2 separate regions of the Mus musculus genome follow, and region 2 is linked to region 1. The links are chromatin loops, found by intact Hi-C in ENCODE. Cell type or tissue: gastrocnemius. All regions are shown on one strand.

Region 1 (5,000 bases):
GCCAATAAATGGATAGGCAAGGTCTAAACCCATCTTCTGAAGCCCTGACCAAGCCTACTTCCACTGCTACACAAATCGATCCTAGGAAATCCGGACGTAAGGCGCGGAGCCCACATCGGCCTTCGACTGCCTCAGTTTCTCTCAAGACGCATGCGTCTCGGTTCTCGGCAAAGCTCGAGCACCCACTCCGGCTCTCCAGAGATCAGAGGACAGGTGCATGAGCCCTCACCAGCACGGCCAGACTATCCAGGTCCACCGACGGCAATCCCCAGCCCCCTGACCAGCAGAACAGCTCCATGGGCGCCGCCATCTTGTACGCTCTCTGACCCGGAAGCACCTTCTCGTATGCGTCGGCCTTCTCTCGCCAGGAACCGCCCCTGGTCCCCGCCTCCCTGGCCGCCGGGGCTTTGGGGTCTGGGGAGGCGTGGCTCTTGGCGGCCTGAGCCGCGGCGGGGCTGTGAGAGGTGGGGCATCGGCCTTCTGGGGAGCGCCGCGGGCTCGTCCTGAGGCGGCCCCCGTAAGGGAGCAGGGCCGCCGTCCAGACGCGCTTGGGACTTTCGCGGCGCCTCTGCCGAGCGTAGCCACGAACCGCCGGCGACACGGAGGGCTTGGGAGAGGGGCATCTGGTGCGGCTTGTCGGTCTCTGGGGGCACTTGCCAAACTGCACATGGCCCCGACAACCCCGGGCCCTCTCAGGTCTCAGCCCTGAGCGGACGCCGCGGGGGGGTCCCCCGAGCCGCATGTTTTCCACTGCGCGTTATGTTTGGAGAGGGCCTCGCGCTGCCTGTCGCCATGGAAACAAAACAGGGGCGGTGGCGGCGCCCGAGCTGAGGCCCGGCTGGGGCCTGAGTGGGGGAAGGGGAGGTGCGGCTCGCGGGCAGTTGCCTTCGTAACGGGAACTCCTGGTCGGTCCCCAGCTCCCCTCGGGTTCACCCCGGACAGGGCCATCCCGCGGTATCCAGTGTTCCCCAGTCCCATCCTCGCTCCTGTCTTCTAGTTTATGGCTCTAGCCTCTGGTGATGCTTTCCCCTTTCTGATGTCTTAGAAAGCCATCAAGTTCTCGTCGGTGCTTCCAGATTTCTATTTTCCCAAGAGTGAGGGGAAATGGAGGAATGGGCACATGTCAGGGACGCAACACACCGTAATAAAAAAATTTTTTTTTTTTTTGCTGTGCCACATCAATAAGCCTCGTGTCGTACGTAGTCTTCTAGGCACTGTAGCAAAGGATGGTCCACTGACATCCATTTCCGCCAACCGTGAAATAATGCCTAGAACCTAGAATTGCCCAAGGCAGGGGATTCTGACTTTTCCAACCACTGCTTGCAGAGAACAGTAGCATTTGGTAGCGCTGTTAAGTTGAAAGCTCCCAAGAACCAGATGTCAGGCTAAAGGGAAGCATCTTTGAGGAAAATCATTATGGTGGAGCAGGAGGCAAGGAAAGCTCTGGGACTCTTTCCCAGTGCCTCTGGTTTCGGGAGCCGGTGATGCCTCCAAGGTGATTGGCAGCTCTTTGTTTCAACCCCCCCCCCTACCCGCCTGCTCCCCCCCAACCCCCCAGCTCGCTCCTCAGTCCCTCCGCCCCCCTCCTGCTCCTGCTCTCCGCCTAGTCTTTTTCCCTCCCAGTCGCCTTGCCTGCCAGGGGTAGTGAACCGGCTAAGCGGCATGGAGAAGCCGGAACTTTGGGGTGTCCTGGCTCTCCTCCTCCTCTGCTCTTACACGTGTGGCAGTCAGGACCTTCAGGGTAAGCCTGCATTCATCCCCCTTGACACCTCTTTGTCTCCTTTCTTTTGCCCCCAGGCAAATAACAGACCACATGTGAGTTTGAGAGAGAGGGAAGAGTCCTGAAATGGGTTGGAGAGAAAAGTTAACACTGCGAAGAGTGAAGGGTTGGTGATAATGTAGGAGGGGTGGGCACCAGAGTGGTGGGTGAGTGCAGATTGGTGCAGTGTCAGGCACTGAGACCAGGATGGATCCAGGAGGACTCCACGACAGAGTTAGTCTCAGAGCATCAACAGGATAGTCTGGGCAAGCAGCTTGATTGATGGTGACTGCACGGTGGGGGACCCTGGGCTTGGTTCCCCCCCCCTTTACTCTGGCTCTTGGTTTCTAAAAGATAGGGCGGGGGTGGGGATTGGGCAGCTTGAACTCTCCCGGAGGTCTGGTGGGGGGATGGCCCATGGGTGGTGTAGGAGAGGTGGTAGGAGCAGATGACACAAGCAAAGATTCTTTACTGGCTGGAAGGGAAACCACAGATTGGCCAGGACACAGGAGGAAGAGATGCTGGCTGGGTCCTACATTCCCAGGGGGGAAAGACTAAACAGCGATGGGAGGGTCAGAGCGCTTTGTGGACGGCTGTAAGATGTGTGTGATGAGCCCCTGGGATGGGAGGACCGGCCCCAGGGTTTGGAGTGTGCTAAACCCAGCAATGGAGAGATGGTACTCCTGGTTCCTGAGTTGTGGGCACCAGGTGCCACTCCAGACTCTAGTCAGCAATGTCTCCCTTGCGCCACCTGGTGGGACATAGGAAGTTTGCGAGTGGCTTTGGTATTTGTAAGTGGGCTCTAAGCCTATAGGTTCCCAAGGCTTTGGAAGCAATAGAAGGTGCTGGGAGGGAAGCATTGCCTTGATAACAAAAAAAGGGCCAATGGTTTTGTTTTTAGAGATAGGGTCTTGTAGCCTGGTCTAAAGTAGCGGAGGCTGCCTGATTGCTTGAGGCAGTCCTCTCAGCCTGAGGCTACAGGCATGTACCAGCATCCCTAAAGAGTTTGAGTTTTGAGGATGCAGTTCAGAGGTAGGAAGATGATAATTAGGGATGCCTCAGCCGGGCGTGGTGGGGCACGCCTTTAATCCCAGCACTCAGGAGGCAGAGGCAGGCGGATTTCTGAGTTCGAGGCCAGCCTGGTCTACAGAGTGTGTTCCAGGACAGCCAGGGCTACAGAAAATCCTTGTCTCAAAAAAAAAAAAAAAAAAAAAAAAAAAAAAAAAAAAAACAAACATAAAAAAAAGGGATGCCTCACCTCTGAGAGCTCAGGAGAGAGGGCAGGCCTACCTCAGACTCCAACCACTTCCTCTAATTTTTAAATCCCTATCTGGCCAGTAATTGACCTGCTGACAGTGGGCGAATCCAGGCAGATGGTAGCTGTGGCAGAGAAGATTCGGACAGCTTTACTCACTGCTGGGGATATCTACCTCTTGTCCACTTTCCGCCTCCCTCCAAAGCAAGGTGGTGTCCTCTTTGGCCTCTACTCTCGCCAAGACAACACACGATGGCTGGAGGCCTCTGTTGTGGGCAAGATCAACAAAGGTGACTGGTGGGCACCCCTTTCCAGCATCAATGACCCCTTGAGCAGTCTCCCTCATGCCCTCTCCCAGGTGCCTCTTTATTCTCCATGACCTCTACTAGGGCTACTGGTATGGAGGAACTCAAACAGTTGGGTCAGGCTGGTATTTATAGGGATGGATGGCAGGTTGTAGGCTGGGATGCTCAGGGAGGGTGAGACAGCTCTGTGTCCCAGCAATGACTGTACCACTCAGATCTTTGCTAAAGTTCAGTGGGTACAGATCTAGTTGCCACCTTGGGAAAGGATAGTCTCCTAGACATGGAGAATAAGGTCATCTAAGGCCAATTTGAAAAGCATTCATTTACTACTTTCATTGTTTATACATTTATTTACTTTTCAAGATAGGGTTTCTCCATGTAGCTCCAGCCTGCAACTCAGAGATCCACATGCCTGGTCCTGTGAGTGCTTGTCACATCAACGCCTGGCTGAAAAGCATTTATTGTGCACCTGTTACATACAAGGTGTTGAGAGTTACACATTAGGAATTAACCTAATTTGTAGTTTCTCTCTGAGCTGTCATGCCACACGCCTTTAATTCCAGGCAGATGGAGGCAGTGGCAGGCAGATCTCTGAGTCTGAGGCCAGCTTGTTCCTCAGAGTGAGTTCCAGTATACTCAGAGCTACACAGATAAACCTGTCTCAAAAAAAACAAAGAGACAGACAGCCATGGGGTGGCATATTGGTATATAGAAGAGATGATGGAAGTCAGTTGGAACATGGGGTGGGGCTAGTGCACATACTGACCTCCAATCCTGGGCAGTGCTGGTGCGGTACCAGCGGGAAGATGGCAAAGTCCATGCAGTGAACCTACAGCAAGCAGGCCTGGCTGATGGGCGCACACACACGGCTCTCCTGCGACTCCGAGGACCTTCTCGACCCAGCCCTGGCCTGCAGCTGTATGTGGACTGTAAACTGGGTGACCAACATGCTGGCCTTCCAGCACTGGCCCCGATCCCTCCAGCAGAGGTCAGTGGACTGGAGATTAGAACTGGACAAAAGGCTTATCTGAGGATGCAGGTGAGAAGGAACCTCTGGTTTGGGGAACATGGTTTGTAGCACCAAGAGGAGCTGCTCGATCTGCCTGCCTCCCTGCTGACCCCTAGGGCTTTGTGGAATCGATGAAAATTATTCTGGGTGGATCCATGGCTCGGGTAGGAGCCCTGAGTGAATGTCCATTCCAAGGAGACGACTCCATTCACAATGCAGGTAACAGATCCTTCTGACCTCCTCCCCAGTTAACACTTTCCTTTAGCTTGACCATTCCTGAAGCTTTCAACCGCCCCCCTCCCCCCAACTCCAAGTCTTTTATCCTTGACTCATGTGTAGGAGGTGTAGATCAGAAAAATAAGATCATCCAGCAGGGCTGTAACTCCGGGGAACTCTAGGGTTAAGGAGTAAGGTAATGGCTTAGTCTCAAGATTTTTGTAGTTGCTCTTGGCAACTGTCACCTACAATTGAGTGGCACCTTTAGCCAAGGACTCTCATCCTGGTCTGTGACAAGGATGCTTAGAGACTCTTACCTAAGCAAACACCCACTTCTCCCAGAGACTTGAAAGGGTTCTTGAAGGGGCAGCTTGGGGGAAGGGTTTGAAATGGAATGTACTGGGGGCCTGGACCTACTTTGGGTTGCCTCTCATTTGGAGTCCTCCTGGAACTACT
Region 2 (5,000 bases), 56 kb before region 1:
CAAACACACCTATGCACACACACTCACATGCGCGCACACACACACACACACACACACACACAGACACACACACACACACACACACATATACTAGCACCAAGGTTGTTTTGTAATTTTCTAAAACTAGGGAGCCTGCGCTGACCTCACTGGGCTGTCAGGCTCAGCAGTGCTGTCTACACTGTAGCTGTTGCTATGGTGCATACACTCTTTATCTCTTTATCTCCAGACTTCTGGAAATTCTTTTCCCGTCTCCAGGTCTCTATTTCTAGTCTAGGCTGTCCTTCCCTTCTCTATCATCCCCACTCCAACATGAGAACAGGAATGATGATTTCCTGTAGGTGAGGAACTGCCATCCTTGGTGGGGGTGGGGACGGGAAGAGGCTACCCTGTACTCATTTAAACTGGGCCTTTCAGGGATGCCCATCCCCCTCCACAGATGGGCTATGCACATAGAGGATTCCCTGGGAGATCCCAAGGCATCGAGGCTTGAGCTATGCACCCCTTCCCTCCTCCAGGCTACCTGTGCTAAGATGCGCAAGGACAAGCTACATTGCCTCAGAAGAAACTGTAGATATGAGGTCAGGAGGGGAGCAGGGGACAACATTCAGAGGAAAAAAACAAAAAACAAAAAACACTGGAGCACACATGACGGTTTCAGGGCTAATCCCAGCGTAAGTCCTAAACACAGTCCCTTCTGATTCTGATTGCAAAAATCAATCCTCTCAACCTCCAAAAAAGCTTGTTAGTTCCCAAGTCCAGACCCACCCCCGAATGCCCCTCAGACTTGAATGTTTTCACTCAGCAACAAACCCCTGATGTTTCTTCCTCCCCTTCCACAGCTGCAGAGGAGAAATCTTGCACTGTGAGACACTGGGAGAGAGGAGGAAAGGTTGGCCGCGCCATCAGAGCATCTTCACAGCCTGACTCACAGGCAGTCACAAGCCCAGCGGGTGATGTGGTAGAGGACTGCGAAGCAACACAACTCTGAGGGGGATATGGCTTCTGGGGATATGTCTGAGGGTGAACTGGGGGAGGGGAGGGGATCTGCTGGAGAACAGATAGGCAGGTGAGAGCGAAAGAATAAAGAGGACTGGAAAGAACAACGCAGAATAGGGGACTATTTACAGGGAGTGAATGTTTGAGAATGGAAGATACTGTCTGGGCCTCCGATTGTGTTTCCAAGCTCCAGAGACACACCTCATTTCTTCAACTGAAAGCTGTCCTTCACTGTCCCCAAGGGCAGGGCTGATTTTCTCCCCTAGCGACCTTGATGTAGACGTACAGCCTGAAGGGGACAGTGAAATGGCTACATCCCAGTTCTCTGTCCCTTTTCTCTCCGGGAAACACCTGGGCGGTGGCTGAGCCCCTGCTTTCCTTCCCAATCTTTCTGAGTACCCGCCCCGCCCAGCCGCATTCCGCCTTCAGCACCACGGACAGCAAACAGAGCTGTGGACCCGACTGACCCCTGTTCTTCTCCAGCGTTCCCAGCGTCCCTGATCTGTTCTACTGAACTGGGCAAGTGCTCGGTGTGTGGTTAAAGCGTGGTAGAGAGTGGAACTAGGCTTCTTCCTCAGGTCTCCAAGCTTTGGGGCATGATATAATTTCCCACATCCCCAGAAAACAGTACTGAAAAGAGGCAAGGTTTCCAAACTCCGATGCTCTCTGTGGTCATTGAGGTTCCTGCATTGGGTGCACTAAGTCCTCGGAGATTACCTGATGTTCGCTGTCCCTTATGCTTCCCTAACCTGACAAAACACTGAGGACCTCGGGGAAACCCGCCTAGGAATTCCCAGGCTGGGTTGGGGGAGGTGACTCCACCCGGCCGGTAGCACTGGTGTCCCTCGCTCTCCCCGTTGAGCCCCCCGTACCGGAAGTCGCTGTAGGGGTGGATGATCCAGGCCCCGGCGGACTTCACCCTCTCCTGCTCGATTTCTACTGCTTTGTGGCTGCCGAAGACCCGGAGAGAGAACTTGTTGACCGTCGGCTGCAGCAGCGTCCCGAGCTGCCGCCTCTTCGGCTCGGGCGCAGACTCCGGCACCCCACCTGAGGCCGCGCGGGCCTGGGCCGGAGCCGCAGGAGGCGTCTCGCGTGCAGGGGTCGCCGCTTCGCCGGCCCCCGCCGCCGGCCGCGCCTCCTCCTCCATGATTGCCCTCACTCGTAGGGCCTCCCCAACCGGTCCAGGGCCATGGCGGGCGCGCAAGTCTCTGGGAGAGCAGCCCAGGCAGGGGAGCTCCGACCCGCGTGCGCCCGGGGCACAGGGGGCGTGTGCAGGCGACAGACGTGCGAGAGCTGCGCCCCCTGGCGAGGGCTGCGTGAGACTGGGCGGGGCGGGGCGGGGCGGGCCGCTGGCACAACTGCTGCCCACACTTTCCCGAGAGGGCGTGGCTTAGGGGTCCTGAGGGTGGGTGGGTGCTGTGTGTGTGTGTGTGTGTGTGTGTGTGTGTGTGTGTGTCTGTCTGTCTGTCTGTCTGTCTGTCTGTCTGTGTCTGTGTGTGTGTCTGTGTGTCTGTGTGGTGGGAGTGCTCAGCTTGCTTCTGGAGGCGGGAAACTCACTAGGGCATATGCAGCCTGGGGACCTCCTGAGGGTCAGGGACAGAATGGGAATCTGTTCTGACCATGTCCTTTCTCAGCACTCTCCTAGGAGTCTTGCTATGCCAGAGATCCTCTAAACTGCTTTCTGTAGTATGTGTTTCCTAATTCATTAAGACAACCTTTAGCAAAACCATTCACTGAGTGCATGCTGAGGATGCAAAACTGAGCACAGAAATCTTAGCTAAGTCAATGGTTCATCTCCATAAACAGATCAACAACCAAGGAAATACCATACTACATGCCTTTCTGAGCTTTACGTGTAGAACAACTTTTTTGTTTTGTTTTGTTTTGTTTTGTTTTGTTTCAGACAGGGTTTCTCTGTGTAACCCTGGCTGTCCCGGAACTCACTTTGTAGACCAGGCTGGCCTCGAACTCAGAAACCCGCCTGCCTCTGCCTCCCAAGTGCTGGGACTAAAGGCATGCACCACCACCACCCAGCTTCTTTCCTCTTCTTACAGCCACTGCCTGAGATAAACCGTCATAATCTCCAACTAAATTATTTCAAGAAGTTTACATTTTGTTTTTGACATGGGCTGTAGCTCAGGCTGGTCTTGAACTTCTGATCTTCCTCTGAATTTCAAGCACTGGGATTACAAATGTGTGCCACTCTACCTGGTCTCAGAAGTTTTTAATAATTTTCAAAGTCTGCTGGACTTGGTGTTGCAGTCTTTTAATCCCAGTACTTGGAAGGCAGAAGCAAGTGGATCTCTGTGAATTTGACACCAGCCTGGGCTATATTGTAAGTGCTAAGACAACCAGGGATACATAAAGAGACTGTCTCAAAAGAAAAAAAGAAGTCTTCACCAAATTCTCCTAGACAAATTCATGTTTCAGTCTCCAAGTACACTTTCTACATCCACATGACACTGTTCAGTTTTCTTAAAGTCCTTCCAAGTGTCTCCATTTTAGAAATACATTTAAGGGCTGGAGAGATGGCTCAGTGGTTAAGAGCACTGACTGCTCTTCCAGAGGTCCTGAGTTCAATTCCCAGCAACCACATGATGGCTCACAACCATCTGTAATGAGATCTGATGCCCTCTTCTGGTTTTATATTATACATAAAATAAAAAAGAGAAAGAAAGAAAGAAAGAAAGAAAGAAAGAAAGAAAGAAAGAAAGAGAGAAAGAAAGAAAGAAAAAAGAAATACATTTAAGCTCCTTAGTGAAACTTACCAATCACTAAAAATTTGAACTTAGTCTCAGCAACTTTCAATTACTTATAAATTGTATTTGTTTACTTTATCTGTCTGAGGGGTTTGTTCCTATGTCTGTTCTATGAACCATGTGTGTGTGCCTGGTGCCTGCAGAGGTGAGAAGAGGGCACTAGAGGCCCCGGAACTGGAGTTAGAGAGAGTTATAAGCCACATGTGGTTGCTGGGACTTGAACTTGGTTCACTCTAGGAGAGCAGCCAGTGCTCTTGACCCCTGAGCTCTCTCTCCAGCCCTGAGTAATTACACAAGCTGCAGGTGATGGACTGCGTAGTTCTGCTGTTTTTGTTTTAGTTTCCCTGTTTTGTTTTGACTTTTTTTTTTTTTTTTTTTTTTTTTGGTTTTTGGTTTTTTTCAAGACAGGGTTTCTCTGTGTAGTCCTAGCTGTCCTGGAACTCACTCTGTAGACCAGGCTGGCCCCGGAACTCAGAAATTCACTTGCCTGCCTCTGCCTCCCGAGTGCTGGGATTAAAGGTGTGTGCCACCACTGCTAAAATCACACCTCCTTAATCCTAAAATTCTTGTCAATAAAATACAAAGAGATGCCGGGCGTGGTGGCCACGCCTTTAATCCCAGCACTCGGGAGGCAGAGGCAGGCGGATTTCTGAGTTCAAGGCCAGCCTGGTCTACAAAGTGAGTTCTGGGACAGCCAGGGCTATATAGAGAAACCCTGTCTCAAAAAAAAAAAAAAAGGTGTGCGCCACCAAGCCCGGCTTGTTTTGACTTTTTAAAGATTTATTTACTGTAGCTGTCTTCAGACACACCAGAAGAGGGCGTCAGATCCCATTACAGATGGTTGTGAGCCACCATGTGGTTGCTGGGAATTGAACTCAGGACTTCTGGAAGAGCAGTCAGTGCTCTTAACCACTGAGCCATCTCTCTAGCCCCCCTGGATAGATTCATCGATTCTCTCTCTCTCCTCTCTCTCTCTCTCCTCTCTCTCTCTCTCCTCTCTCTCTCTCTCTCTCTCTCTCTCTCTTCCTTTTGGTTTTTTTTTCGAGACAGGGTTTCTCTGTAGCCCTGGCTGTCCTGGAACTCACTTTGTAGACCAGGCTGGCCTCAAACTCAGAAACCTGGATCTCTTTTTAACACAAGGAATTTCTAAACTATTTCTTGCTAACCAGTCTAGTCTCCATTTGACTATTCACCCAGTTTCACTCTTATTTTCCTTAACTTTAATATATTTATTAACTGAGGGTT

What was found. Peaks named below come from ENCODE experiments on the same cell type or tissue, not always from the same donor. Only the 100,000 strongest peaks of a DNase experiment are listed, where the experiment ranks them.
Region 2: a loop joins it to region 1, with 2.1 times the contacts of the local background. A loop is called at or near these places in 4 of 42 quality-filtered maps.

What each region holds. Positions count from the first base shown.
Region 1 is chr3:89,213,584-89,218,583 of GRCm38, forward strand. It overlaps Mtx1 (metaxin 1), which reads right to left and starts at 324. Exons shown (of 8, transcript NM_013604.3): 1 at 230-324. The coding sequence starts at 310. Thbs3 (thrombospondin 3) reads left to right here and starts at 1,597. Exons shown (of 23, transcript NM_013691.3): 1 at 1,597-1,741; 2 at 3,098-3,304; 3 at 4,102-4,358; 4 at 4,445-4,547. The coding sequence starts at 1,663. In gastrocnemius, a CTCF peak has its summit at 2,519 (motif pointing left); DNase peaks (open chromatin) are centred at 377, 744, 1,576 and 2,497; H3K4me3 peaks cover 2,835 bases; H3K27ac peaks cover 2,852 bases.
Region 2 is chr3:89,157,917-89,162,916 of GRCm38, forward strand. It overlaps Hcn3 (hyperpolarization-activated, cyclic nucleotide-gated K+ 3), which reads right to left and starts at 2,241. Exons shown (of 8, transcript NM_008227.1): 1 at 1,869-2,241. The coding sequence starts at 2,143. In gastrocnemius, a CTCF peak has its summit at 2,290; a DNase peak (open chromatin) is centred at 2,263; H3K4me3 peaks cover 862 bases.